Linked DNA regions of Homo sapiens: region 2 is linked to region 1. Evidence: chromatin loops called from intact Hi-C (ENCODE). Cell type or tissue: gastrocnemius medialis. All regions are shown on one strand. Links, peaks and the distances in the headings refer to the core of each region. The heading gives the core; the rest is flanking DNA.

Region 1 (15,089 bases), core at 4,069-12,068:
TGACGCAAGACGATAAAGAATGAAGGAGAGGTCAGGAGTTCAAGACAAGCCTGGCCAACATGGCGAAACCCTATCTCCACTAAAAATACAAACATTAGCCGGGCGTGGTGGTGCATGCCTTTAGTCCCAGCTACTTGGGAAGCTGAGGCAGGAGAATCGCTTGAACCTGGGAGGTGGAGGTTGCACAGCCTTGGTGACAGAAGGAGACTCAGTCTCAAAACAAAAGGAATGAAGGTGAGAGGAGCATAGAGTGCTCTCAAAGCTGGACTAAATGCCCTTGTTTCTGCGGAATTCATTCTCACCTGAGCCCAGCACCTCTGGGTATTGTGGGTCCCCTGGGGTAGGCACTGCCTGTCAGGGGGACTCGGGGGCAGGTTGCTGAAATGCCCAAGCCCTCTTCATCCTTGAGAACCCAAACTGGGTATGCACTGGGAGTTGGGGGCAGAGGGCTAACCTGTCTTTTGTATTTTTAGCTTAAAGTATTTTCAGAAATCTGAGGGGAACATCACCTGTGCTTTATTGGTTATTTTGACAAGTGAAATAGAGGACAAACTGCTTTGATTTGAGTTGATGTCTACACATGTGAACTCATGAGAAACAGCAAAGCCCACAATCCACATGGACATCATCATCGTTCGGGAACAGGCATGGTCTCCATTCTTTCCATGCACACGCCCCGGCTTCAAAAAGACATCTGAAACACTAGTGATGACCATCATTACCCCATCTGTGAGCTCCAGGCACGGCACAGCCCTGCAAGGTAAATGTTATTACTGAAGGTCAGAGAAGTTCCGTAACTTGCCCAGTCACATACCTGGCACGGAGCTAAGCCAAGCTTCGAGCTCAAGTCCTCCTGATGCGAAAGTTATTTCCACTGAACCAGCCCAGGCAAAATCCTGGTCGGGTCTGTGTTACTCTTTGCTTTCAAAACAGATAGCCTTGAGGAGATGTGTGTGTGTGTTCATTTAAAAAAATCCAGAAACGACCAAACTCTGGCAACTTTCTAGAACATATTTTGTACCTAAATGAATGTGGCTCAGTATTGCCTTTGTTTAGACTTTGAATAAAATTGAACAAATCATTAGAAGCCCTATCCACCCAAAACAGTAATCTGCCTAATTTAAGAAGAGATGGAGATTTTATTCATGTTATCACTGTTAGAATGCTGATTGTGGAAGAAATGCATTAAGAATAAATTTTGTGTGGAAAACACCATGGCTGATATTAAAAGTAGAATTACCATATGATTCAGCAATTGTACTTTTGGATATATACCCAAAAGAATTAAAAGTAAGGTCTCGAAGATATATTTGTACATCCACGTTCATTGAAGAATTATTCACCATAGCCAAAAGGTGGGAGCAAGCCAGATGTCTATCAATAGGTGAAGGGGTAAACAAAATGTGGTCTGTGCATACAATGGAATTTTATTCAGCCTTAGAAAGGAAAGGAATTCTGACTCATGCTACAGCATGGATGAATCTTGAGGACATGACGTTAAGTGAAACGACAAATCGGTCACAAAAGGACAAATACTGCATGATCTCACACATGTGAGATACTTAGGGAAGTCACATTCATGGAGACAGAAAGTAGAAGAGTGGTTGCCAGGGGCTGGGATGAGAGGGGAATGGGAGTGAGAATGTGTTCTGTAACCCATTCATGCCTGAGGTTGCAATTTTTTGAATTTCTGCAATCAGACCTTGGCGATGATCTTGAGCAGTAAGATATACATAACTCCCACATGCTTAGCATTCCACTAATGGAATACTAGGCGTAAATGGGCTTGATGGGGGTAGTATTTCAGATTTGCAAGAAGCAAAAGCTCTGGGGATTGGTTGCACAGCCATCTGAATGCACTTACTACTGAACAGTACTCTTAACAGTGGTTAAGAAGGTAAGTGTGATGTTCTGTGTATTTTACCATAATTAAAAGAATAAAAAAGTAAGTTTTGGCCAGGCGAGGTGGCTCACGCCTGTAATCCCAGCACTTTGGGAGGCCGAGGCAGGCGGATCACCTGAGGTCATGAGTTCGAGACCAGCCTGGCCAACATGGTTAAACCCCATCTCTACTAAAAATACAAAAATTAGCCAGGCGTGGTGGTGCATGCCTGTAATCCCAGCTACTCAGGAGGCTGAGGCAGGAGAATCTTGAACCCGGGAGGTGGAGGGTGGAGGTTGCAGTGAGCCAAGATCGCACCATTGCACTCCAGCCTGGGCAACAAGAGTGAAACTGTCTCCAAAAGAAAAAAAAGTAAGTTTTGATTGTTATGTAGCAGGTAAAAAACACCGTTTCAGAAGTTACCTCTGTCCCCCTGTGCAGGCGAGCCACCTCATAGAGGACTGCTCGTTTGGGGAAAAGCTGCAGAATGTTTTCCATGACCCAAGAGTCACTGTCTGGCTGGGACAAGAGACCTGAAGGAGTAGGCGCCAGGGAGAGGGGAGGAGATCCTTGGCCTCTCTCTGGGAAGATAGTTGCTTTTTACATGGTGGCTGCCCTGCCCAGGGAGGAGGCATTACGCCCAGAGGGGTGGCAAGTTATCAGTGACAAGAGAGGGAAGAGAAATACAATTTCTAGAAAATTTGCCTTTTGGGACTGACCTTCAAGAAAAACTGAGAGAGAAATCTCCAAGGTCAACAGGAAAGCAAAGCCACTAGATGTCACCACAGCCAGTGCTCCGGTCATTAAGTCCCCAGATGGAGGAAAGAGCACATCAGCATGCCTGCACAGACATGGAAAAGCTGGCTAAGACATGCACATGGGTCCAAGGCACTGCAGAATTCCATTTTTCCTACAGTTAATATTTATGGCACAAAAATGCAATAGCTACAGTTTAAGACTGATTCATTGACACGTGACACTTGAAACTGTCCCTCTAAATGTGGATATTATCCACATGTTACTGGACTAAGCATCCATGCAAGACTTGGAGACCTTCTGCAGGCGCAGCCTGTCCCCCCACACCCTGCTCTATCGGATCCCACCTCGCAAGGTGAAGGCCGCATTCTCTCAGGACAACCTGGTCTGCTATATCCCCTGGGAACCATTTCGCCTTGGCTCCTGCCAGATGCTGCCCTTTCCCTTCAGGCTGGTGTAGAGTGGACACCTGAAAGTGCTCCCCATCCCATTCGGGTTGGGGCATGCAGAGATCCAGGTTTTGTCCTAAGAAACAAAAGACAGAGTGCCTTCCACAAAGTGCCTTTGCCTGCCCAGGGCTGCGTTATCTCGGCATCATTCCCTGGGGCCATCTGCACTCAGCTCCGCAACGTTTCTCTCAGCCTACCTTTATGACTGCACACACAAGCATTCCTGAGTGAATATGCGTGCAGCAGTTCCTAATTCTAAAACCTTCTAAAGGAAACTCTTTTCCCTGAAGATAAATATTAACCTATGCTCACGTTCTTAAGTTTTGTGGTGTACAATAACTAAAAATACTCTGTAAACAAGCTTGCATCATTGTTGTTGGTGGGTCCTCAGTGGGAACAGAACTGGCCCACCTCCCTGCTGCAGTACAGGGTGGTGGGCTTCCTGGGCCAGAAATGCCTGAATGCCTGCTGCATGCAAGCAGGATGGGAGAGCATGAGGTCCCACAGTCCACATCTCTTGTATCACTGTGGGTCAAGCGCCCGCCCCTCTGGGATCCCAGGAGCACGTGATTAAATTGCTTGGTTATTTCACCCTAGGGGTTCAATTCAAGGGCCCAAATGCCAGATTGACTAAACTTAAATCCTGGCTCTGCCCTATGCCACGTACATCACCATTGGGAAGTAATTGAACCTCTCTTGCCAGATTTCTGACCTGTACAGCAGGAATAATGGACCCACTACTGGCTGTAACAAGCATGTATAACAGTTGCTGGTATGTATTACAATTGCTCAATGGATGTTAGTATAAGTCATTATTTAGACCACAGCTAATAATGAGAAGAGTTGCCTCAATGTGTCACTTGCTGAACCTACATTTCCTTATGAAGACAGTCCTATCAATGAGAATATCTGCCACCTTAAAGCTCCACGTTGGTAACTCTACCACTCTACTTTTGTAGGTGCTTTTTCATTTTAAATCTAAAATTCTTTTTCTTAATTCTTCATACCTATTTTGAGCCATACGATAACTCTATGAAATAAAGTTTTATTCTTATAGATGAGCAGATTCAATGTAACGACACCAAAAAGTGTTTTCTCCAACATTCCCACTGCCCTTCCACCTGAAATGATCCGACAAAACTAAACTGTGCTCCTGTTTTTTACCTGGCACGTCAGCCCCTTTGCAGATTGACCCCAACTCGCTTTCCAACCTGACCCTCTGCTCTGGTCCCCTCTTCCTCATCTCCATGCCTTTGACCATACTCTGTCCCTGGCCTTTGAATGCCCTTTCCCTTCTCCCCAAAAGGCCAAATCCCACTTGGCTGCAAGTCCCAGCTGAAATCTCATCTGTTCTGCAAAGCTTCCTTGGCCAGGGCAATGCTGGCTTCAGGGAAGCCATGTGCCACGCCGGCGACCTAGTTTGTATGTCTCCTTCCAAATCCTATTTGGAAACTCGTAGGTAACTAATTATGCCACGGGGTTTCCCTGTCACTCTCTGAATGGGGCGCCCAGTTTGTGTTGTCTTTAGAAGTCTGAGTCAAGTTAATAAATTCATGTCACTGCTTCCTCCTGGACTCGCTTCTTAAGAAAGTTCACAATAAGGAGGAAGTGAGGAAAGACTTTATGATAAGAGGAAGGTAACTCAATACTGCCAGGTTTGATTGTTTTAGAGATCTTGGCCAACATGGTATTCTCTGAGTCTCAGCAGGAGGGAAGATTTTAGCCACACGATTCCCTAGAGCTTAGAGGTAGACTAGAAAATGCCACCAAAAGGCCTAGAAGCGAGATTGTCATTGATTAGACCCGGGTGCCTGAGCCTGTGCTTCCTATCACACTCTGAATCTTTACCTGTGAAGACCTAGTGCCAAGTGACCCTTTTCTTTTCTTCTATCTATCTGTTCTGTCTGTCTATCTATCATCTATCTGTTTAGAGACAGGGGTCTTGCTATATTGCCCAGGCTGGTCTCAAACTCTTGGCCTTAAGTGATCCTCCTGCCTCAGCCTCCCAAAGTGCTGGAATTACAGGCATGAGCCACCACGCCCGGCTCAAGTGACTCTTTCCAAACAGAAAAGCTCCAAACCGATTTTTAGTTTCAGTTATTAGCACCATGCCGGTAGCTTAATTTTGCTATTTCATTAGTACTCCATTGTGAACAGCAAACATGAGTGTAACAGAGATAGCACTTCGATGCTGAGAGGAACAGGGTAAGAAATATGGACACCTTGACAGACTTGCTCAAGAACTTTAAGATGGAAATATCCGGTTTTAAATTCCTCTAGAGAGAAATTGAAAACAAAAAGAAAGAAAAAAAAAGTCTTTTATACTTCCCAGAAAAAAATACCAAGGCTAATCTTGTGCTCACAGAAATGTCATACATTGCAGTAAAATGTTGATAAACATGTACGATTAGGCCCACACACTTCCTTTCTGGTTTTGTATTTTTCCATTGCAGAAACATTCCTAACATGGGCTGTGCCTGTTGCTTGGCTCCGAATGTGTCCTTTTTGAGACTTTAGCTGAGCTTTAGTGGCAAGTGGCCTGGAGGGAGCCCTGGACCCCTCAGTTAATGGAAGGTGGCTCTGGGTGGCAGGGTCACCCAGACTGAAACGTCTGGCTCTCATCCTCCCTCCTTCGCACCCCATTCCACCAGGGCTGGCACCAACCATTCTTCAGATCCATACGATTTCACTTCAGACATGGATTCTCATGTCATTCATGCTCAGCGTTATGAAAAGATATTTTCTGCTTGAGATCATCAGGTTTCCAACTGTACATTCTTTCAAATCCTTACAAATAAAGATGCAGAAAAATGGACAACAGCAGAAATGACAGCACTGTGTTGGCATGTCACAGGTGCTCCCTAGACGTTAACTCACTCAATTACCCCGACAGTCCCGTGAGCTAGGAACCCCAGTGTATAGACATGGAAACGGAGGCTTATAGGTGGCAGGACTTGTCCCCTTCGCGCAGCTTGTCAAAGGTGGAGCCAGGGAGATTTGGTTCCGGGGTCCAGCCTCGGTGCATGCGAGGTCACTGCTGAGCGCTGTGCACCTCTGCTGCTATGTCTTGTGGCTGAACTTTTGGTTTTATGCACTGACAGGCCAAGTTCGTGCACTGACAGGCCCTTCTCATGAAATCCATCCAGACAGCTTTGCTTCTGATCCTAGGACCCTGCTTGATTAAATTCCCTTCACAGACAGATTTTTGTCTTTTAGGAGGAAATCCAAATAAATACGCGTTTTCAGTGCTCGTTACAAACTCTGTGGACAAATTCTACACGGAAGAAGATCCAAGAAGGTAATTTGCTCATTGAGAACTTAAAAACCACCCCAACAAATAAAAAAGCACCAGGTTGGCAGGCTGGACCCTGAGAATGTGACTGGAGTAGGTGCTCTTCCCAGAAAAGGGTCCAGAAAGACCAGCGAGGGAGGCCTGTGTTACACCGAGGACAGAAGGGTGGGTTTTTCAAACCTGACCTTACACCTTTCACTAGGCTTGGTCAGAAACCTTCCAAAATATACTAGGGGCATCTAGATTTAACCTGTATGTGTGAAAACCTTCGTCTCCTATTTCAGAGCCCTGCCAGGTTGCTTTCTGCCAAAATATCACTGAACATTTCTGTCCATTACCAAACATTAACTGAGACTTTTACAGCCAATTTGATCATCACTTCAATGTTTCCTATTAGCTACAAAAGCTGGAAAGAGAGTTTGTGAAACAACTTGAGCCTCAATTCTGCAATGTAATCATCACCATCTAAAGGGGCCCATGAGAAGAGTAGGGGCCTCTGACTGAAGGTCACTTGATTGAGGCCAGGTGGTCACCATCTCTTACTCATAAGGACTGACCACATCTGGCCCGAGAGTCACATAGACAGGGTCCTGCCCGAGGCTGCAGGTAGCAGGTGGCATCACATGCTAGGTGAGGACCCTCCGGGTCTGGGCTCAAATTGTACCTCGGATACTTCCTAATCCCTTTAACCCTTGGCAAGATCCTCATCCTCTCTAGGCCTCAGCGGCTACTCCATAAAATGGAATGAAAAAAGTTCCTACCTATAGGGTGTTAGGAGAAATTTAGATCATGCAGTTTAGGCATTTACAAGTGCCTGGAACAAGTCATCAGGCAATACACAGTGGTTTCAAAGACTACCACTAGAAACTAAACCCTGAATGCTAGTTTCTGATCTGCAGATCTTTTGTTCTTGTTTATTATTTTTTTTTTCTCTTTGTAGCACCCTCCAAGCACATGGGTGGGTATGGTGGCCAGTCCAATTTCATGGCATTGCTTGCAGACCCATGGAACATTCAAAGTCTAGGTTACGTGTGTCGCCCAGGGCTTAAAATCACCAATTTGTTAAATGCACAGTATTAGCAGCTGTCTCTGGAGTTATTGGCCAGCCTATTTTTTATTTTTATTTTTTTAAGATGGAGTCTTGCTCTGTCACCCAGGCTGGAGTACAGTGGCGCAATCTTGGCTCACTGCAACCTCTACCTTCCAGGTTCAAATGATTCTCCTGCCTCAGCCTCCCAAGTAGCTGGGATTACAGGTGCACGCCACCACACCCAGCTTATTTTTGTATTTTTAGTAGAGACGGGGTTTCGCCATGTTGGCCAGGCTGGTCTCCAGCTCCTGGCCTCAAGTGTTCCACCTGCCTCGGCCTCCCAAAGTGCTGGAATTACAGGCGTGGGCCACTGTGCCCAGCCCTATTTTTTCTTTAGTTGGTTGAATTTTTGAAGCCCAGAACGTAGGCAGATCCCCCAAAAACTCTGTAATCAGTCTACGAAAATATTTTGTTAATGCTAACAGGTATCCAAGAAAAGGTTCAGGAAGCATGTAATGTCAGAGGATCATAAAATTGTATTAGCATTGTCTATTCTCCACTATTACACTGGCCATACAAATCAATAATCTTTACCCTTTGAGATCACAGCATTTTCCCAGAGTAACTTAATAGAAATAAAGATTACAATTCAGTGGCTACATAGAGAGGATGTTCAAACTATATAACAGGCTCTGAAGTCTTGCCTGTCTCATTTAAGTAGGTCAGGACTCTCAAAATTAGCCTAATTCCCATAGGCATGCCAACATTTAAAACTCACACACATGAACATGTCCTTTAGAGGGAAGTAGCTGAGGCCTGTGGTGGCTGTGCTATTTTAAGAGAAGAGATTGGCCACCAGACCTAAGAGCACAGTTCCTCTATCAGGTATCTCCCCGCCTGCCAGGATTGTGGGCTTTACTTCCAGAAAAAAACAGGAACATTTTTTTCTATCATTGCTTCCACTACAAACCCAACTACCCGATTATTTTTGAAAGTCAAGAAAAGCACGCCTAAAGCATCAAAAGCCCCAAATGCCAAGGTCTCGCTTCAACTCAATGTCTCTTTTTGTTCCAAAATGTACAAAATCATACAGTGTAACCCCACGTATCTCAAAACATTAATCCGGGTTGAAAAGTTCAGCACAATTCACTCCTGGCTTGACAGCAGCCTTGATGATTTTGGCTCCATTTGGGAGACTCTTGTTTATTTGCTCATAAAACATGCGTGGAAGGATGACGGCTTTTAAGGGTCTTTCCACTAAATCACTGGAGAAACAGCAAGTGATTTTTGTTTTGTTTTTATTTCAGCCACTGGTCAGGGATGATTAGCCCCAAATATCCAAAATCTGTCCTTGAAAGTGAGACTTACCTTTTGCCAGATGATATCTGAACCTCTCACCTACGTAAGTATTTCTTTTCCAGCTAAAGCTTTTATAATTATATTTTTCTCGGGCTATCTACTTCTTCCTCAAACTGGACATTTTTATTGATGTTTCCAAAATGAAAAGCGACAAAGAGAGAGGGTGAAGCTTCTGAAAGGTGTGTGGAAGGGACGTGTCACGAAAAGAATAAGGAAGTAGTCAGCAGAAAGGTGGCAGTCTGGAGCTTACCCTGTCAGCTGCTAGAAGAGTACGAGTGCGAGTGCAAGGGCTTGTATCTACATACTAGAAAGACCCTATGAAGCAGACCCCTGGTTCTCCCCAGTTTTTTTTGGGTCTTTTTTGAGACAGAGTCTTACTCTGTGTCCCAGGCTGGAGTGCAGTGGCATGATCTCGGCTCACTGTAACTTCTGCCTCCCAGGTTCAAGTGATTCTCGTGCCTCAGCCTCTCAAGTAGCTGGGATTACAGATATGCACCACCACGCCCAGCTAATTTTTGTATTTTCAGTAGACACAGGGTTTCGCCATGTTGGCCAGGCTGGTCTCGAACTCCCGGCCTCAATTGATTCACCCGCCTTGGCCTCCCAAAGTGCTGGGATTATAGGCTTTGAGCCTATGCCCCTGGCCTGGTTCTCCCCATTTTATAGATGTGGAGATGTGCACGGAAGGGTCAAGTAACTGACCCAAGGCCACACAGCAAGTGAGACACAGAGCCTGGGCTGGAACTGGGCAGTCTGGTGGCTGAGCTCTCATGCTTGTCCTGTTAAATACATGAAAAGGGACAGAGAAAAGTCGTCAGGTGCAGTGAGACACGCAGCAGGCAAGACAGGATACAGGAAGATACACAACTTTTAGAGTAGCCAGATCAGCTATTTTTGCTTATGGTATTTCAAAGGTTTGGCACAATACCACTGTTGAGTTTCGTTTCTTTTACATTCAGCACAGCATCTGCCCTGAAGCCAAAAGACACAGGGCTGCAGCATTGGTTTAGGGGGCTGGTGCTGTACCTCTTTCGTCTCTGCTCAAGGCAGAGGTCTCTTTCGCTACAAGATGGAAACCATCCCTCAACTGTCACTAAATCCCTGGGAACAGAAAGTGATGGTGCAGCCTTCTGATTCCTGTCTTTCCTAAGAATGATGTGATCAGAGAAGGAAATAGAAGGAACACATGTTGGATGTGCTAGAATGATCCAACTGCATGCATGGCCTAAGTCAATCAGTCAGCGGCAATGTGCTGATATTAACGACCAGGGAGGAGAGCAGCAAAAATCCCTACAGAGCACAAAGCAACGAGAGCAGAAAAGAGATAGTAAAATGCCATGAACTGACTTGGTGCCCATTCAGTTGGGAATTCCTTTAGAGATGCCAAAGGAATCCCATTTTGTAGCCAGTTTCACGGCACTCAGGATGACAGCCACATGAGGGGTTTCACTGGAGTGTTTTAGAAGCCGTTTGCGGGTGAAGGTATCAGAGAGTTCAGAGCTATGGATGGGTCCCCCAGGGTGTCCTTCAGCAATCCAGGTTGGAACAAGAGTCTGCTGAGAAGCGCAGGTCAGGGTTCACCACCCTCAACCACGGGGCAGTTGGTACAAGTGACCAGTGGTCTTTGCTGAACCACGCTGTGACATACCAGGAGAGCCATGAACACATTTCCCCATTGAAAGGAAACAATACAAATCCTGTCCTTCTCTCATTAAAGGAAAAGAGCTCACAATCTTCCAAGGACTTTGTGCTTTTATGTGCCCATTTATCCAGGAACCAACTCTGGTTCTCTCATGTACACATTCATTCATCAAATATTGACTGAGCACAGCACCTGCTCCACGTTACTCACCACGGGGCAAACAGACAAGAGGAAGAGAGCACCACCCTTAAGAAAGTTCCAGTATTGGTAGGCAGCTGGGTAGTTAGATAAGGGCACTAATTGCTAGAATACAGAAAATGTACTTAGAGATACTAAGCACAAAAGTCCTGGCAAGGCCCTCACCCAGTGCTTGTGGGCAGAGATCACATTCGCTAGAGGGAAGAAGCTTCCGAAAGGCTACACGCAGGGTCCACGCCCCTCAGAGGGGGCTCAAGAGACAGACTTCAGTGGTGGATCAGGGCTTCAGCACAAACCACAGAGAAACCCGTGTTTCCTAGGGGAGCGCCGGGGACCCGCAGAGGCCCGCAGCAGGTACCTTGCAGTCACAGCCGATGGGCTTCCCACACTCCTCGCAGGTGTTGGCGAACAGGGTCTCAAAGCACACCACGCAGTAGGGGCTCTCCTCCCGCAGGATGTACTTCTTGCCAAAGAGAGATTCGTTGCAATGGTGGCAGTCAAAGCGCTCAGTCATTTTGACTCCTGGCTTTTCAGCAACCTATCAAAAAGAAAAGAAAATCCAAGTCCCATTAAGCACTCTCTGAAAGGGGTGCACGCAAAGGCATTAACTGTCCCACTGTCTGTCATCTTTAGCCGAAAGGTGGCTAATTCCTCTGGATGAATAATTAAAACTCACCCTTTAATCGGTCATAATTTTTAATGATAACACCTTTTTTCATTAGCTAGGGCGGTTTTGTGTTTGAATGCATTCCACTTTTTTTTTTTTTTTTTTTTTTTTTGGAGACAGAGTCTTGTTCTTTTGCCCAGGCTGGAGTGCAGTGGTGCGATCTCGGCTCACTGCAACCTCCGCCTCCCAGGTTCAAGTGATTCTCCTGCCTCAGCCTCCCAAGTAGCTGAGATTACAGGCACCTGCCACCACACCCAGCTAACTTTTATATTTTTAGTAGAGACAGGGTTTTACCATGTTGGCTAGGCTGGTCTCAAACTCCTGACCTCGGGTGATCTGCCCACCTCAGCCTCCCAAACTGCTGAGATTACAGGCGTGAGCCATCACGCCTGGTCACATTCCACTTCTTGAAAAGCACAAATTATTTTTTACTGTGTCAGAAAAAGCTATCTCAGTTTTAAATGCAGGTAAGGGCTGACACCAGAGCCCCCATCCTGTCCGGCTGTGACCCGGCCTTGCATCTTCCCCTTCTCCCTGCCTCCAAAATAGAAAGGCAGGCATAGAAATAATACGTCCATTTCTATAAAAAGATTTTCCGTGAGCTCCTCTTTATGATTCATGATTTGAATAGGAAGAAATCACAGTGGCAAAAGGGAGGGAGATCTGACCTGGGAAACCTGAGATTAGATGCAATGAGGGCACTAATACCCTTGACCTGGGAGTGCAAGCTGCCCTTGCACAAGAAAAACTGCCAAAGTCCCTGAGGATGAATCATTGCTCCCTGCGGGTAAGATCATCCTGCAGCTGCCCAGGTACCCTGAGAGCAGGATAAATGGAAAGACTCACTTCCCAAAACAATGATATCAAATAGTCAGAAATGCAGTGGCTGCAGTCAGTGGCTCTCTGGGCAACACCTCAAGCCCTTCCAACAGGAACAGGACACTGGCGAGGTTGCAGAGAAAAGGGAACATTTATACACTGTGGGTGGGAGTGTAAATTAGTTCAACCCTTGTGGAAAGCAGTATGGTGATTCCTCCAAGAGCTAAAAACAGAACTACCATTTGACCCAGCAATCCCATTACTGGGAATACACCCAGAGGAATACAAATCATTCTACCATAAAGACACATGTACATGAATGTTCATTGCAGCACTCTTCACAATACCGACAACATGGAATCAACCTAAATGCCCAGCGATGACAGATTGGATAAAGAAAATGTGGTACATATACATCATGAAATACTATGCAGCCACAAAAAAGAATGAGATCATGTCTTTTGCAGGAACACGGATGGAGCTGGAGGCCATTATCCTTAGCAAACTAATGCAGGAACAGAAAGCCAAATACTGCATGTTCTCACTTGTAAGTGAGGGCTAAATGAGGGAACACATGAACACAAAGAGGTAAACAACAGACGCTGGGGTCTACTTGAGCGGGGAGGGAGGATGGCAGGAGAGAGAGGAGCAGAAAACATAACACTTGGGTACTAGGCTTAATACCTGGGTGATGAAATAATATGTACAACAAACCCCTGTGACAAGAGTTTACCTGTATAACAAACCTGCACATGTACCCCGAACCTAAAATAAAAGTTTAAAATAAGGGGTCTCCATGCCCGGCACACTGCATTTTTCTAGGATGAATACGCAGTGTGAATAAGCAGCAAGTGATGGGCCCTCCTCTTATGACCATTCCTATAAAATCATGTTAGAATGATCCTGGAGAGAAAAAGCCTACCACAGGAATAGCTGGTGTGGAGAAACGGCCATAGGGCATTAAAAACACAGACAATTTTCTTCAGGAATAAATGGCAATATTCCATTTGCTAAAAGTGGAAAGTTTTCTCTGTTCTTAAATAGGTACACTGGGCTGGGTGCAGTCACTCACGCCTGTAATCCCAGCACTTTGGGAGGCCGAGACAGGTGGATCACCTGAGGTTGGGAGCTTGAGACCAGTCTGGCCAACATGGTGAAACCCTGTCTCTACTAAAAATACAAAAAAAAAAAAAAAATTAGCCGGGCTTACTGGCACATGCCTGTAATCCCAGCTACTCAGGACGCTAAGGCAGGAGAATCATTTGAACCCAGGAAGTGGAGGTTGCAGTGAGCTGAGATGATACCACTGCACCCCAGCCTGGGCAACAGAGCGAGACTCCGTCTCAAAAAAAAAAAATAGGTACACTGGTTGGCTATGTAACTCTGAGCAAGAGTTCACAGGATCTAAGAAAACTTGGTTCAATTTGCAGTCTTCAAAAGATAGGCGAGTGAAATGCCAGAATCAGACCTTCTGATGCAAATAAAATATTGCCGCCTGGTTTGTGATTACAGTAATTTTGTACTATTGCGTATACACGATCCTGACAACTGTAAGCAAGGAAAAGATCATCTTTCAAGAATTCATTCTTGGATATTTCTGTGTTTACAGAATAATTCTCTTCCAAGAGCAATAAATATGCAGCTGGACACATGCGGCAAGATCCGTCCTTCTAAATCACTCTTCCTGGAGTTAAAGAAAACATTGTCTGGACATTCTTGTGATAACATCACAAGATGAGGCTCTTGAGCACTTGAATTATTATTCTGAAGCCCAACGTATAAATATCCTTTGTACCGCAGCCATCTCGAGTTGGAGCAGCCATGCTGGCACAAGATTCAATGCTTTCCTGTAATTGTTCAGTTATTGGCCTTGAAAGTTGCTGTCATTTATTTCATCACAATTGAGAGCTGTTTTTCCAACATATATGTTTTTCCAATAAAGGGTGTGATTTAGCTGTGGGACAAGAGGCTCACTGCCCATTCCATGCCCACAAACATAAGAATAATAATTTGGGAATTTGAAATAAGAACGATGAAAGGACAGAGAACTATAAATTGCGGAATTGTAAAAGCTGGAAACAAATCCCCAGATTATCTATGACAACTTCCTCATTCTATGGATGGAAAAACTGAAGCCCACGCATATTTATGAAAAAGAGGGTCCACTGAGCTTTCTCAAATAGCCGTCTGACTTACAGAAAATGAACTCCCAGTCTAACTTGAAAGGCCGTCTGTGTGGGTCAGGACAAGCACCAGCCCTGCTAGGGAAGGGAGACAGTCTACAGCCTCTGTTAATGTCTGCAGAGCTCCATTTATGTTGGCAGCTGGTGAAAGGGGTACACCTGTTTTCCTCTGAGGTAATAATCGTGATCACGGTGCTCATATACCTGATATGTGTTTTCCACTTCCTCTGATTCTACAGGACCAGGACAGAAAAAAACAAAAACAAAAAAAATCTGGCCAGGTGCGGTGGCTCACGCCTGTAATCCCAGCACTTTGGGAGGCTGAGGCGGGTGAAACACGAGGTCAGGAGATTGAGACCATCCTGGCTAACACGGTGAAACCCCATCTCTACTAAAAATACAAAAAAAAAATTATCCGGGTGTGGTGGCGGGCACCTGTAGTCCCAGCTACTTGGGAGGCTGGGGCAGGAGAATGGCGTGAACCAAGAGGTAGAGCTTGCAGTGAGCTGAGATCGTGCCACTGCACTCCAGCCTGGGCGACAAAGCGAGACTCCGTCTAAAAAAATAAAAAAATAAATCTAAGAGAATAAACTCTGAAAATAAGTAGGGCTCCACATTTGCTCAAAGTACGACTGAGGTTATGAATGTCATCATGGTGAATGTCATCATCAGTGATATGATGAATATCATTATCAGTGATACCAGCTCCCAGCAGGAACAGTAGCAGCTGCTATCTGCTCAGTGGGTCCACCTGGGAGGAGGCACTTGGCCCTGTGGTTCAGCTCCTAATTCTACAGAATTCTTTCTGAGAG
Region 2 (15,089 bases), core at 4,025-12,024, 110 kb after region 1:
TTTAGTAATAATCTCTCCCTCCTCATTTCTGAGCAAGTATTAAACAAACCCTTATCAAGCTGGCATTCCTATCTCACCAGGGCTACCATGTCCTGCTGTGCAGAGTGTGCACTGCTCAAGGCCAGACAGCACCGTTCCCATCAACGAGGAGATTAATAGGGTCCCCTGGCCTTGTGTAGTGTGGCAGCCCTACCACCCATAATTTCCTTGTTGTCTTCTCCCCAGTTCTTTCTGTTCTACAGATCCTGATAGAGTGATCTGGTAGGTAGGAACAGAGGCCTTCAAGATATGGGGAATTTGAATTAAAAGGAACTCCCTTATTCCTTCCCTCTGCCCTATTTCAAGTGTTTTTGTCACCCAGACCATCTCTTTGCTTTCCCTTTAAATATTTCCTTTTAAATCTTTTAAAATCCCTAATATCACTTTGATCTAAGATGTTATTGATCTTGTTGTAGGAAGTCTGAGAACACTCTAAGGGCTATTGACAAAAGTGAGTTCTCACCTTGGCCACACTTATTCCCCTAATCTCATCCTCTTCTCTCTCTCTACCTGAGAAAGATAAAAAATGTGGAAGCGATTCACTGTCAAGAGAGACTGCCTGGGATTCTAACAGCAGAGTGGCATCAATATTAATTGAAAGCTCCTTCAGCTGGAAGGGATCTGAGAGGTCATCTATGACCCTTTACCCAGTGAGAGGAATCCAATTCTTCTTGATTATGTTTGTGACTAAACACTCATCATCTCACCGGATAGTTCAGTCCATTGTTGACTTTGTCTTATCGTTTGATACTCTTTGAGCCAAAATTATACTGAACCAGAATCAACTGGCTTTCTGGCTGGAAGTCCCTACCATGTGTCGAGCAAAGCACTGGCAGCTGGGGACACAGAGGTAAATTAAAGATACATGCTGCCTCCCACGAGGTCACAGCCAGTGACTGTTCCACAAAGGGACAACCACAATGAAATAGGCAGAACATGAGGAGAGTACCCAGCAAAGCCTCAAATTCAGCTGAAAGTTCTGCAGGTGACTGAACTGGGTTTTGAATGTTTTGTTTTCCAGAAACACTCATTACAAGTTACACTTCATCTACATAACAGCTCTGTAATTTTTATAATAATAATTGTATCCCACCTTTATCTTCTTGTATTATAGTTTAACATCCTCATTGACTTCAGCCATGTCCTGTAGCACATGAATTTTTTTTTATTACGAGGGTTTTCCCTATCTAACATTCTCTTGGAAATGTTAAACCCCAACTGAGCCCAGTATTCCCAACGGGGCAGTGTGCAGAGAACCATTATTTCCCATTGCCTTGGTGTTCTAGTCATGTGGCCAATGAGTAGATTCCTGTATTTTGGAGGTCATTGTTTGATGGTTAAAACTTAACCCCCTCCTGCCCAAATGTTTTCTGGATAAACAGCTACAAAGCCAGGGACTCTACTTATTTTTTTCAATTAAAGCAGCTTAGAATGACCCACTTATGTGCCTTCTGCTTGGCACTTGTGCTGCATTACTGTGGCCTGCAGTTCACCTTGCCAATGTCAATACTTCTCTGAATGAAATCAAATTGCCTTGCAACTTGGAACTTGGACCCACCTGTTCTCCTTACTTTCACCGTCATCATGGAGACCTTTGCATCTGAGTCATAGGTCTCATGTCTTCCTGGAAGACATCAGAATAATTTTACACAACATATAATGGAAAGGGACAATTCCATGCTTTACTTCTCAACTCCTATTCCCAGAGACAATAACTTCAAATTCTTTTATCTGCTTCTTCTAAACCAGGTAGTACAAACAAGTTATTTGATAAAATGGAACACTTAGCTCCATTTATCAAGTAAGTTGTTTATACTACTATTTCTTGCTTTTAACATTTTTCATATGTTTCTTGATTTTAAAATGTTATTTAGCTCTTACCGTCTTGTTCTTGTGGGAAATAAGGTATTGATTAATTTAAACCTCACTATCTTCCTCACGCTCTCCTCTTTCTTTTGCCTTCCCATGCTTTCAATATGGCGTTAGCAAACATTTTTGTGAAATCAGTGTATGGTGATTATCATTATGACTCTGTGAATATTATACACACTGAGCCTTGGTTCTGTTTTTGTTTTGCCATGACTCTATTTCCTTTCTTGTTGTGTTTTATAGATTTAACAATTAACTCATTTTTTCCTTATTTGCTTGCTTATTATCTGTCATTAATTCATTTTCAAATTCTGCACTGGGAATGTACATCTCCTAACAAACTGAGAGTCTATCAGTTTAATCCAACCCACCCTTTTTCACATCCTTTCTAGAGTCCCCCTGTCATCCTGTTCCAAACTGCACTGATTGCGTTCTAGCTGCAGAATTTCTTTTCATCTCCCTTGTGAGAATTCCTTTTCCTTTCTCCTGGGTTGTATCTCTTGATTCCTGGATCTTAAACCTTCTTTTTTAATTTTTTTGAACATTTACTCATTTTGGTAGAATACTTTCTTACATAGCTTCTTCTTTTTTTGTTTAATGTTTTATTTTTGTTTTAAGTTCTGGGGTACGTGTACAGGATGTCCAGGTTTGTTATATAGGTAAATGTGTGCCACAGTGATTTACTGCACCTATCAACCCAGCATGCATTAGGTATTAAGCCCAGCATGCATTAGCTATTTTTCCTAATGCTCTCCCTCCCCCGACCCCACCCCTGACAGGCCCCAGTGTGTGTTGTTGCCCTCCCTGTGCCCATGTTTTCTCATTGTTCAACTCCCACTTATAAGTGAGAACATGCAGTATTTGGTTTTCTTTTCCCACCTTAGTTTGCTGAGGATAACGGCTTCCAGCTCCATCAATGTCCCTGCAAAGAACATGATCTTATTCCTTTTTATGGCTGCATAGGATTGCATGGTGTATATCTTACATAGCTTCTTGAGAAAGACTGCATGGGCAATAAAATCTCTGATATTGTGAATGCTCAAGTACTTTAGTCTGTGCACACATATAACTGTCATTTGGCTAGGTATGGAATTCTAAGATGGAAATTATTTTCCTTCAGGATTTTGAAGGTATTTCTCCATTGTCCTCTAAGTTCCAGTTCATTGTTGAGAAATTGAATGCCATTTTCATTTGCATCTGTTGAATTTTGCCTGGTTAATTTTACTTCTTTCTTTCTGGAGAAATGTAGAAGTCCTCTTTGTCCCTGGGGTTCTGGGGCTCAAAGTTTACCATGATGAGTCTTGGTTTGAATCACTTGGGATTCTTTCAGTCTTGAAACATGTCACATTCAGTTCTGGAAAATTTTCTTGTGTTTTATCTTTGATTATTTTCCCACCTCCATTTTCTCTATCTGCCCTTTTTAGAAGTTCTAATATCTTCAATGGATCTACCAATGTTCCTATTTTTTCTTTTCTATTTTCTCTATTTTTTGCCTTTTTATTCTGTCCTTTAGGACATTTCTTCAATTTTTAACTTTCAATCCTTCTAACTGAATTTTATTTCTGCTATCACAATTTTATTTTTTTTAAAGCTCCATTTTGGTCTTTGAATGTTTCTTTTTATTGAATCTTCTGCCTGTCCCATGAATACAAAGTCTTCCTTTACCTCCCAGCATATTAACTTCATTTTTTAATGTCCTTCTACTTCTATATTTTCTGTTTTTTATGAACTTGTCTTGGGTTGTGTGTGTGTGTGTTGCTGCCTTTCATGTTAGAGATTTTGCTTAAATCTTTTATCTTTGGCTATACACTCATAAGCCTTATGGCTGCAGAAACCTCAGGTAAGTCCCCTTTATTTCTCACAGCAGCAGCTATTACTCATTTTATATAAGTTTATAAAGTTGCCTTTGGAAAGAAAATCAAGCTCCATCTTTGATTTATTTTTAATTCATTTTAATTGAGTATTAAATGTTCAATGCTACATTTGAAAAGTAAGAATCAAAACTTTGATTTTCTAAAGCCTGAAGTACAAATATGTAGGACTAGATTCTAAAATGTTCTTTAAAATAAACATTCCTGGTTGAACATTGTACAACACCATCTCTATTGCCAGAGATTATCTTGCAAAAAAGCATGACATTTGTTGTTGTGGAAAATAGAGTAGGAAATGGAAGAGAAGAGGATGAGGCTGAGAGAGGAGGAGCCTTAGAAATGAGCTCCAGAAATGAGGAGGGGGAAGTGGCTTCCCCAGATCCGAGGACTATCCCCATGTGGGACTGGTGGTAATTGGTGCCACGAAGCACTCACTATATGCACCTACTGTGAGTGATATGCTCTTTATGTAGATTATCTTGTTTAGTCTTTACAATTTTATGATACAGTTTTCTTGTTTTGGAGGTGAGGAAACAGAGGCTCAGGGAGGTGAAGCAAAATGCTAAATTCTACGTAAGCAGTACTAAGTGACAGAAGTGGAATTCAAGCTTAGTTTTGCCTAACTCCAAAACCCATGTTCTTGAACTACTTAGCCTCCAAACTGGATTCTAAAGCTACGCCCAAGGATGAGAAAATGGACTTCTATAGTGGTGGCTTGAGAAAGAAGACCTACAAATAGAGCTATGGTTTAAAGGATGATTCTGAAACAGGAAAGGTTCCCTTGTCCCTCTCTCAGGGTGTGCGATGGGGGAGTGGCTCACTTCTTCAGTGCCCCACTGCTCAAACTTCTAGGGGAGCATACAGACAGGCAGGCTGTGGGGCTCCAACCACATGGCGGTGTCTAGGGGTGAATGTTTACAGCTGAAGCCCCAGTGGGGGTGTGTTACAGGGTGGTCTTTTAGTTTAGCTGTCTATAGGCAGCTTGTATTAACCAGCTCAATTAGACCCTCTACCTTGTCACAAGAACAGAGGCTTTCTGTATCCTGGGTTCTTGCCTTGGTGTACTAGAAGAATCGGATCACAGGTGGGCTTGGAGAATGAGTGCAAGGTTTTATTGGGTGTAGGTACCTCTCAGCAGATGGGGGAGCCAGAAGGGTGATGGTTTTCCCCTGGAGTGGGGACACTCAGTGGCCTGGGCTCTCCTCCCACCACCCTGGCCAAACTCTACATTTTTCTGCCAGTCGACTGCCTGCGGGCACGCCAGTGCCTGTCAGTGTGCTACCAACCTCCTCTCGACAGCCAGCCGCTTGCGTGTTCCTCCGCCAGTGTGTTTCTCTTGACATCCAGCTGCTTGTGTCTTCTTTCCACCGATCCGCTCCTCTCAACGTCCAGCCACTTGTGTGTGTGCCCCCTTGGGTCTCAGGGTTTTAATAGGCACAGGATGGGGGTGTTGCGGGCCAGGGTGGTCTTGGGAAAGCAACATTTGAGCGAGAAGGCAGGAGTGCCTGTCCTCACCCAGGTCCGTGGGCACAGGCCCCGGGTGGAGCCCTCACCAGGGACCCGCCTTTCTCTACCCAGCACTTCCCTGCCTCCTCCTGTATCAATTCCTTACTCAGAAAAGTGTGCTTTCAGACTTTTTACTTTTGGATTTCTGGCCCCAATCAGCCAATATCAGTTCATTATAGAATCTACAGAGACACCATAATCTTCCTATTTTAAGACACAATTTTAATTGTAATTTTGCTAAACTCTCTCCTAAGACAAGCAGCAGCTTTTTATCGCCTGTTATCTAGGGTGTTGCTTTCACAAATCCACACCCTCTGGGCCCGTCACAGGCAGCCAGATCCTGGGACTTCTCAGTCAGTTGCTTTGCTGACGGTTCTTCAGAGGTGATGAGCTGTGTGTGAAGGCCCCCTTCAGACCATGGTCCCACGAGGGCATTACACATCAGGCATATGTGCAGAGATTAGAAACTTCTCAAGGATTTCATGTTCTATTCCAAGAAGTAAGGTCTAAAAATGAAAACCCATTTTAAGCTCTTTTGTGGTTATACTTTTGGCAACATGGAAGGAGGACAAACCTACACAGTTTTGTGTTGCTTTGTGTTTTTTGTTTGTTTTGTTTTGTTTTGTTTTTTGAGACGAAGTCTCACTCTGTCGCAATGGTGCAATCTCGGCTCACTGCAACCTCCGCCTCCTGGGTTCAAGCAATTCTCTTGTCTCAGCCTCCCAAGTAGCTGGGATTACAGGTGCATGCCACCACACCTAGCTAATTTTTGCATTTTTAGTAGAGATGGGGTTTCACCATATTGGTCAGGCTGGTCTCAAACTCCTGACCTCTGGTGATCCACCTGTCTTGGCCTCACCAAGTGCTGGGATTACAGGTGTGAGCCACCATGCCCAGCCTGCTTTGTGTTTTTGATTTATCAGGCTTTCTCTGGTACTATTTCACAAATTCAGGCTTGATAATTAATTGCACACTGAACTGAGGTCAGAATGTCTAAGTCAAATGTCAGGTGATCTGCTGGAAATGGAGCGAGCAATATCCTTCTTATCCCTTTTGCTTCAGTGAGTGTAAGATCTAATTTCTTGTGCTAAAAAAAAAATCTAAATACACGATGGAAGCCTTATCTTGAGATTTTAAAACTTCAATACAGAAGCATCTTTGTTTTTCTCTTGCGTTCTGCCAGCCTCTTGCAGTAGAAATAAGCCAAGCTTTCTCCTACTCTCTCTAGGGGTAGAAAGACCTTGAAAGCATCGGGGATTTGCATGGCTGAGTTCCCTGGGAGGGTAGAGATACAACAGTTGCCTCTCTGGGACTCATTAGACTGTTTTCCTAATCTGAGCATCCAAGCCCACACTTGCAAGGAAGGGTTTGTAGTTAGGATCTGCAGTCTTCTCATTCTGCTGCTTGTGCAGCAAAGAAGCCTCACCCTGGCATGTAGGGACAAATGAATGTGTCCTAACCTTTTGGGCAGGCAGGCCCCAGAGGGAAGGCGATGGCCCCAGCCGTTATTATTATAAATAGTTAGCCTCTGTTCTCCAAACAGAGGCATGTGTGGCTATCTCAAGTTGCATGTTAACAGAGTTCTAGAGAAAGCAAAGTTTCCAGTCGCCTTTTTGATAAACACATTCTTGGAAAGGACAGCCTGCTACCTAATGAGAGACCCTAGGGAAGATATTTTGAGCAAGTCTAAGGCCATCTGTCTGTACTCTTTGTGCTCACAGTGTGAAGTACTCTCTCTCTAGTTTAATTCTCAGGGGTGGTGAATCAGGATCCAACTGGCAGTTGGGATCAATGTCTGTCAACCGTCTAACTTTGAGCCAGGTGGGCAGCTGGATCCCAGGATGTGGGACTTTCCATGGCCTTTTCTCAGATGTGACATTCCCTGCACCCATCGTGGCTACAGGGATGTGAGGAGAAGGGGTGAGGAAATCCCTCTCAAAGCCCCCAGCCCTGGATTGATGCTCTGCCGCCTTTCACTTGCCCTTTTGTCCAGACCATCCTGTCCTTTGACACCCAGCACACACATGGTCAGGCCTTTTACTGGAATGAGGGAATCTTGAGATACAGGCGATGTAATGAGCAAACTACATGGCCTGGGTTGCATGTTATATACACATGTGTGCACGTGTATGTGTGCTTGTATTTGGTCTCAAAGGCACTGTTTATCCTCATTGTCTGCTCAGTCCTCCTGGGGACAGTGTTCTTTCTTTGCCACACTTCCATCCTTGAAGCCACAAAGATCTCTGGATACAAAGCGACTTTTCCTACTAGGCTTCAGATCCACCCTTCAATTTCAGGGATAAATGAATCTCCTGGAACTAGTTTGCTTCTTTGTTCCTCTGGTATTTCCTGGAATAGGTCCCTAAATAATTTCTGAATTGTCCTTACCATTACTATGAGTAACTCATTCCTTGCCTAGCCCAAGAGCTGTCTGATGGGAGTGGCCTTACAACTCTTACAACTCGGCAGTCCCTGTCCTCCTGGCCTCCGTTGCCTTCTTTCTCCCTCTACTCCCTTCCCTCCTATTTCCCTTTTCATGCCATTCAGTTAAACGCTATACAATTGCCATGTCTTAAGGTCAACATGGGAACTTCATGTGGTTCAACTGAATCACTTTGTCAACTGGTTGCACTATCTCTGGAATCTCCTTCCAATCTCCCATTTTAGATATCACAAACATGAGCCTCCTCACTCCCACCCAAGTTCCCTTCCCGAGGAACAATGTTTCTAAGAATTTTTTTTTTTTTTGAGATGGAGTTTCTTTCTTGTTGCCCAGGCTGGATTGCAATGGCGTGGTCTCAGCTCTCTGCAACCTCCGCCTCCCAGGTTCAAGAGATTCTCCTGCCTCAGCCTCCCAAGTAGCTTGGATTACAGGCGCCCACCACCACGCCTGGCTAAATTTTTTGTATTTTTGGTAGAGGCAGGGTTTCACCATTTTGGCCAGGCTGGTCTTGAACGCCTCACCTCAGGTGATCCTCCCGCCTCGGCCCCCTAAAGTGCTGGGATTACAGACGTGAACCACCGTGCCCAGCCTGTTCCTAAGAATTTATCTCAAATAAACATCAGAACAATTCTTTGAATCTCAGTAACCTAATTCTGGTTCACACCTGCATACCCCCTTCCCAGTCAAATGATGAACCTTCTCAAATTCAAATAGGGTATTTTCATGCCCCACTGTGAGCTCAAAATCACAACACAAATGATCCTATTTCTAAATTTAGAGGTTTAGATACATATAGAAAGGGAAAAAAAAACAGACATGTTATTAAAGCAAAATCAGCAATAAGTGTCAAATATCAATGTCATTTCATGTTATGAGCATGTTTTAGTATAAAATAGTTTTGCATAGAAAAAAATGGGGGTTTTTGCATAGAAAATAGGTGAAATAAGTATCACATGAAGCACACATCAAAAATAACTGGCTTAAGCAGGTTTATTGAGGATCTTAAAAGAGCATCCCAAAGGCAGTGTCCTTCACTCTTGACCCAGCACAGGAAGGCAGGGGTGAAGGGACAGTCTTGCCAAGTCAATCTGGCCAACAGGACAGTGCTGAGAATAGCTACTGGCTCCCATCCTGAGGAGCCACTTCTCTTGTCAAGTCTGTACTCTTGAGAGTTCTGAAATGGAAACAGAAGGGAACACAGGCAAAGCCTTCTCTGAATTGTCCAAAGGAGATTGTTTGGAGGGTAGGAAGCGGTCTGGACTTGTGAGGTGTCCAGCTTTGCAACACACTGACCGAGTGGCCTGGAACATGTCCATTCACCTCTCAAGTTCTTTATCTGAAATTCAGGTGGCTAATAAGGTCGTCACGGGGCTGTTATATTGAGATGAGACCATCTGGGAAGTATTCGGCCCAGTGGCTAACACATAGGTCCTTAAAGATTTGTTGAATCAAAATTCAGTCAGAATAACACATGTCCCCACTCCTTGAAACAGTTGAAACACTGGGAATTTCTGAATCTACTTTGCTTGGAAATAAGAGACATTTTAATAGTATAAGACATCCTGCGATGCAAAATGTCATCTCTATACTCCTACAGTTGTAGAGAATTAGGAATATCTGTGAAGAGTCTGAGAGCTCAGAATGAAAAAAAGAAGAAAAGGAAAAGACAAGAGTGGAAACTACCCATGAGAAAGCCAAATGAAATTAAAATCCCCAAACTATTTTATCGTAGAGACTACAAAAGACAGAAGTCACATCACCTCCTAGCTTCCCACATTCACCAATCACCTAGGTAAGTATAATTCTAGATTATACTACCTAGATTAAAAAACACCTAGAAAGTCTAATTTTGACCTGGGATATGTCAAAAAAAATGTAATGTCTTTAATTGGCCTACATCACATCTGGCTTTCTTCTGTACTCCCACTCACAGTGAAACCCAATTATTTCAGCATCAAAGTGGGTTAAAAACTCAGTTTGATCCAATATCTGAATTAGTTTATTTAGGAAGTGTTTAATCTCTCCTTCTAAAGGTCATATTCTTTCAGGTAGCTTCTCTCTTCCTCTTCTGCTTCTCTATAGGGATGAGTGGTTGCTTATGTGGCAACCTCATGGCGTTGGGGAAACCAAGTTGTTGGAATCCCTGGGTGCGCTTGTTCTGCCCTCTGGTTGCTGGGGACATATCTTTTCCATTTGACTGCTGCATGTCCTGTAGGTTTTCACAGTTGTTTTGTCCACAGTCGTGTACCTTGTGATCTGCTTCTTAAGTAGGGCCTTGGATGACAGCCTTACTTCAGCTCTGCCTGGGGACCTTTGGATTTGAGGTACAACGTAGTAGTGAGTTCCTGAGTTTTTGTCTCACAGATACCAAAGTAGATTTTGGAGAAGCTGGCAACCCAGAAACACTAATGGGAGAAGAAAAAATGCCCCAAGAAAGGCCTGCTCTCTTGAGCCAAAGAACCAAGAAGTGGGCATGGGCAACCTAGCAAAGTAGAAGGATAAGAAAAGATGTTCAATGCAAACATCAGCTTAAATGAAGCAGGAGTGGCTGTGTTAAGTTTAGATAATGTTTATTTATTTATTTACTTATTTATTTTTTATTTTTTTTGAGATGGAGTTTCACTTTTGTTGCCCAGGCTGGAGTGCAATGGTGCAATCTTGGTTCACCACAACCTCCGTCTCCCGGGTTCAAGTGATTCTCCTGCCTCAGCCTCATGAGTTAGCTGGGATTACAGGCATGCGCCACCACGCCCAGCTAATTTTGTATTTTTAATAGAGACGAGGTTTCTCCATGTTGGTCAGGCTAGTCTCAAACTCCCGACTTCAGGTGATCCACTCACCCAGGCCTCCCAAAATGCTGGGATTGCAGGCATGAGCCACCGCACCTGGCCAGATAATGTATATTTCAGAGCAAAAAAATTTATGAGGGATGGGAGGTAAAAGTTTTTCTACTACTAGGAAAACTTAGTAGTCCTAACTGTATATGCACCCAATAATAGTACTGTAAAATATGTGAAGCAAAAATGATAGAACTCAAGGGAGAAACAGACAAATCCATAACTATACTTGGAGACTTCAACACTCCTCTCTCCAAAACTGAAAGAAAAACTAGACAGAAAGCCAGTACAGACGTAGAAAAACAAAATACTACCCTCAAATAGGATCTATTCAGCACTTATAAAACACTCCACTCCAAAACAGCACTACCTATCTTTTAAAGCACCTACAGAAGATATACCAAGATAGACCACATCCTGGACCTAAAAATGAACCATAATACATTTAAAATAATTGAAACCAGGCTGGGTGTGGTGGCCTATGCCTGTAATCCCAGCACTTTGGGTGACTGAGGTGGGTGGATCACTTGAGGCCAGGAGTTCAAGACCAGCCTGGCCAACATAGGGAAACCCTATCTTTACTAAAAATACAAAAAATTAGCTGGGTGTGGTAGCACATGCCTGTAATCCCAGCTACCAAGGAGGCTGACTATCACCTGAACCTAGGAGGCAGAGGCTGTGGTGAGCTGAGATTGTGCCACTGTACTCCAGCCTGGGTGACAGAGTGAGACTCTGTCTCAAAAAATAAAATAAAATAAAATAAAATAATTGAAATCATACAGAGTATGTTCTCTGACCACAATGGAATCAAACTAGAAACCACTTATATAAAGTTAAGAGGAAAATCTTCAAAAACTTGGAAAAGAAACATCACACTCCTAAATAATTTATAGGTCAAAGAGTAAGTCTTGAAGGAAATAAAAAATGCATTGAACTGAATAAAAAAATACAACATACCAAAATTTGTGGGACACAGCTAAATCCATGCTAAGAGGAAATTTTATAGCACTAAATGCATACATTAGAAAAGAGGAAAAGTATCAAATCAGTCATCTAAGTTCTCATTTCAACAAAGTAAAAAAAGAAGAGCCAAATAAACCCAAAGCAATAGAAGGAAGGAAATTTAAGAAGATAAGGGCAGAAATAAATGAAGTTGCAAACAGAAACCACAGAGAAAATCAATGAAACAAATATCTGGTTCTTTGAAAAGATCGGTAAAATGGATGAACCTCTAGCAAGACTGACAAAGAAAAGGAGAGGGAAGACATTAAATATCAAGATCAGAGATAAAACAGGGGCTATTGCTACAGACCCTACAGACACCATAAGGATAAGGGAATACTATAGACAACTCTAAATACAAATTTAACAATTTAGAGGGAATTGATCAATTCCTCAAGACACACAAACTAACTCACCCAGTATGAAATAGATAATCTGAATAGCTCTACAACTACTAAGAAAATAGACTTTTGGCTGGGCACTGTGGCTCACTCCTGTAATCCCAGCACTTTGGGAGGCTGTGGCAGGTGGATCACTTGAGGTCAGGAGTTTGAGACCAGCCTGGCCAACATGGTGAAACCTCGTCTCTACCAAAAATACAAAAATTAGCTGGTTGTGGTGACAGGCACCTGTAATCCCAGCTACTTGGGAGGTTGAGGCAGGAGAATCACTTGAACCTGGGAGGTGGAGGTTGCAGTGAGCCGAGATCCCACTACTGCACTCTAGCCTGGGCAATAGAGTGAGACTCTGTCTCAAAAAAAAAAGAAAAAAAGAAAAAAATTTTAAAAAAAGAAAATAATATTTCAAATTTAACACCCACACCCCTCACTACCCAAAATCTCCAGGCCCAAATCATTTCACTGGGGAATTACACCAAATTTATTTTAAAGAATTCTGTACTATCTCTTCTAGAAAATAAAAGAGGTAGAAACACGTTTCTATTTATTTGATGAAGCTAGTCCTACCCTGATATCAAAACCAAATGTAGACATTGTTCTTACTGGAGAAAGACATTGTTTTCTCTCTAAGATCAGGAACAAGGCAAGAATGTCCTCTTTCACTGCTGCTATTCAACATAGTGCTGGAAGTTTTTACCAGTGCAATACGGCAAGAAAAGGAAATTAAAAACCTGTACATCAAAAAAGAAGAAATAAAATTATCCTCATTTATGGATGATAAGATCATCTTTGTAGGAAATCCTAAGGAACCTACAAAAAAATAAAAAACTGTCTAGGACCGATACATGAGTTTTTAACAAGGTTTCAGTTTACAATACCAACATACAAAAATCAATTGTATTTTAATATACTAGCATTGAACATGTGGAAATCAAAATAAAAAAATAATGGCAATACCAAATGCTGGTAACGTAACAGAGAAACTGGATCTCTTGAACATTTGTGGTCTAATATAAAATGGTAGAGTCACTCTGGAAGCTCCTTCGGGCCAGACCCTGGGCATTGTATTTAATTTGAACTACAAGTATGGCAAGTTCTTTGTGACTATTTTGTATGCTTTAAGAATAGTTAAGCAAAAGTTTAGTGCCTAGATGCCTAGATATGGAAGAAAAATTGATTAGATAGTTTCATCACTTTCTGTTGGTGGGAACTTAAAACAAATCATGCAGTAGTTTATCAAATATGTTTTGAACTTGTATGTTTCAAGCACTGTTCTAGGTGCTGAAATTAAGTGGTGAACAAACATATCCTAAGGCTTTTCACAAAGGTGAAAGGTTAATACTTTCAAAAAAACAAATAAACATTTGGGTCAGTTGATCTCAGTCTTGGAATGAGCATTAATCTACAATTATAAGTACCCTACCCCATTTGTATTTTCATCACACCTCCAAGCATCCCCGAGGCCATAGGAGAGGGGCTGTGCTTGCAGGAGAGAGGTTTGTTAGCAATCTGCTGCTACTCTGACTGTTCTTTATTATTCATCTCTTCCTCTGTGGTTATGGTTATTTGAGCTGGAGATGAGCTCTCTCCCCAAAAACCCTTGTTCTCATTAGTCGGTTGGCATTACAAAGGCAAAAAGGCATGACTCTTCAAACCACTAGAGAGTCACAGTCCTTAGTTATTTGCTGGTGAGATGAAGAAGCCAACTTCTTAGGCTGAGGGCAGAAAACCTGAGCTCTCACCCTGGGAAGGGAGCCTTTGGGAATGTGGTAGTGTATGACTATCAGGACCCAGAGATGTATGAAGTTTTTGTTTTTTAAAATATGTTTTACCGTGATGCTATTCTTCCACTAGTGAACAGTCCTGGCATCTTGGAATATACGTATCCATCTTCCATGTGTTTTCAGGGATTGATGATATTTTCTTTTATTTCCTTGTGAAACTGCTTTCTTCAGTTTGCTCTGGGCATTTTGGCATTACAAAGCACTTTTTGGATGTATTTGCCTCTCAAATCATAAGGACCAGGGAAGAGGAAGGAAGGAAGTAATAGTATCAAGTGGACCTGAAAGGAAACGTCAAAGTTTTCTAGTCAAAAGCCTTGTTTCTTCACCTGTGAAAGTTGGTGTTATCTTCCTCATTGTTTAGGCTCAGAGAAGTTAGGCAACTTGTACAAGGTTTCATAGTAGACAGCAGAAGCAGGATTCAAATCTGCCTTGAAGAGAGGGAGCTATGGTTCCATACTACAGGGGTACGTCACATGCCATCCTAAATGAGTCTGTGTGAGATCTTTGCTCCCTGAAGTCTTCCGTCTCTAGAAGCCTCTGGTACCATGGTGGCACCAACAAGGCTGGTCAGCATCAGCCCCAGAGGATGGCAGCTCTAGACAATGCCCCTCCCATGGTGGTCGTCCATTGACATCATCATCATACATACAACAGAGCAAATTTGGGTGCACCACCAGCATGAGCCACCGTTTTCCAGAGAAGAGAAAACCAGGGCCTTGGAGGGCTTTGCCCATAGAAAATCATTAGAGAATTCAGTCCAGTCAAGAAGTAAAGCATAGCTACTAGGCCAAGAGTTTTCAAACCTTTTGGTTTTAAGACCCCTTGATGGTTTTAAAAATTATTGAGCATGCAAACAGCTTACAGTACTGATATTTAATATATTTGAAATTTAAACTGAGATATTAAAAATAGTCCATTTAACATAACAATAAACCCATTATATGTTTGCATTACAGGGTATATATTTTATGAAAATTAAATATTTTTCAAAACAAAAATATTTAGTAAAAAAATTGGCAAATTGTGAGGCATGGACTATGAAGGCCAGAGTGGTTCCTGCATGGACTGTGAAGACCAGAGTGGTTCCTGCCTTCTCCTTTGAAATTCTCTTTTTGCTTATGCTTAGCATCACACAACATACAAACTTACTTCATTGCCCTGAGTTTTTTGCTGATGTTACACATGTCAGCATTGCCCTTAATGAGGTCCTTTCTGATCTTGGCTCATATTTTTTGGCCTGTTCAGAATCTCTGTCAAGAAGCAAAGCATAGCTTTGCTATGTTGCAGTGCCACAGTTGGAATCCATTAGTACCTATTGACCTTAGCAACAGAATCAACAA

What was found. Hi-C counts contacts between places; a loop is a spot of excess contacts. Peaks named below come from ENCODE experiments on the same cell type or tissue, not always from the same donor. Only the 100,000 strongest peaks of a DNase experiment are listed, where the experiment ranks them.
Region 2: a loop joins it to region 1, with 1.9 times the contacts of the local background. A loop is called at or near these places in 8 of 110 quality-filtered maps.

Annotation. Positions count from the first base shown.
Region 1 is chr2:105,375,395-105,390,483 of GRCh38, forward strand. It overlaps FHL2 (four and a half LIM domains 2), which reads right to left. Exons shown (of 7, transcript NM_001318895.3): 3 at 10,967-11,146. The coding sequence starts at 11,122. It also overlaps a transcript of C2orf49 not described here. Among named protein-coding and RNA genes, the nearest start is that of FHL2, 16 kb to the right of the region's middle. In gastrocnemius medialis, for the core only: a CTCF peak has its summit at 8,993; DNase peaks (open chromatin) are centred at 4,507, 8,268 and 11,997; H3K27ac peaks cover 7,491 bases.
Region 2 is chr2:105,489,588-105,504,676 of GRCh38, forward strand. No RefSeq gene overlaps it. Among named protein-coding and RNA genes, the nearest start is that of FHL2, 98 kb to the left of the region's middle. RefSeq lists an enhancer at 1-1,587. In gastrocnemius medialis, for the core only: no CTCF peak of the experiment used is centred there; a DNase peak (open chromatin) is centred at 8,824; H3K27ac peaks cover 4,833 bases.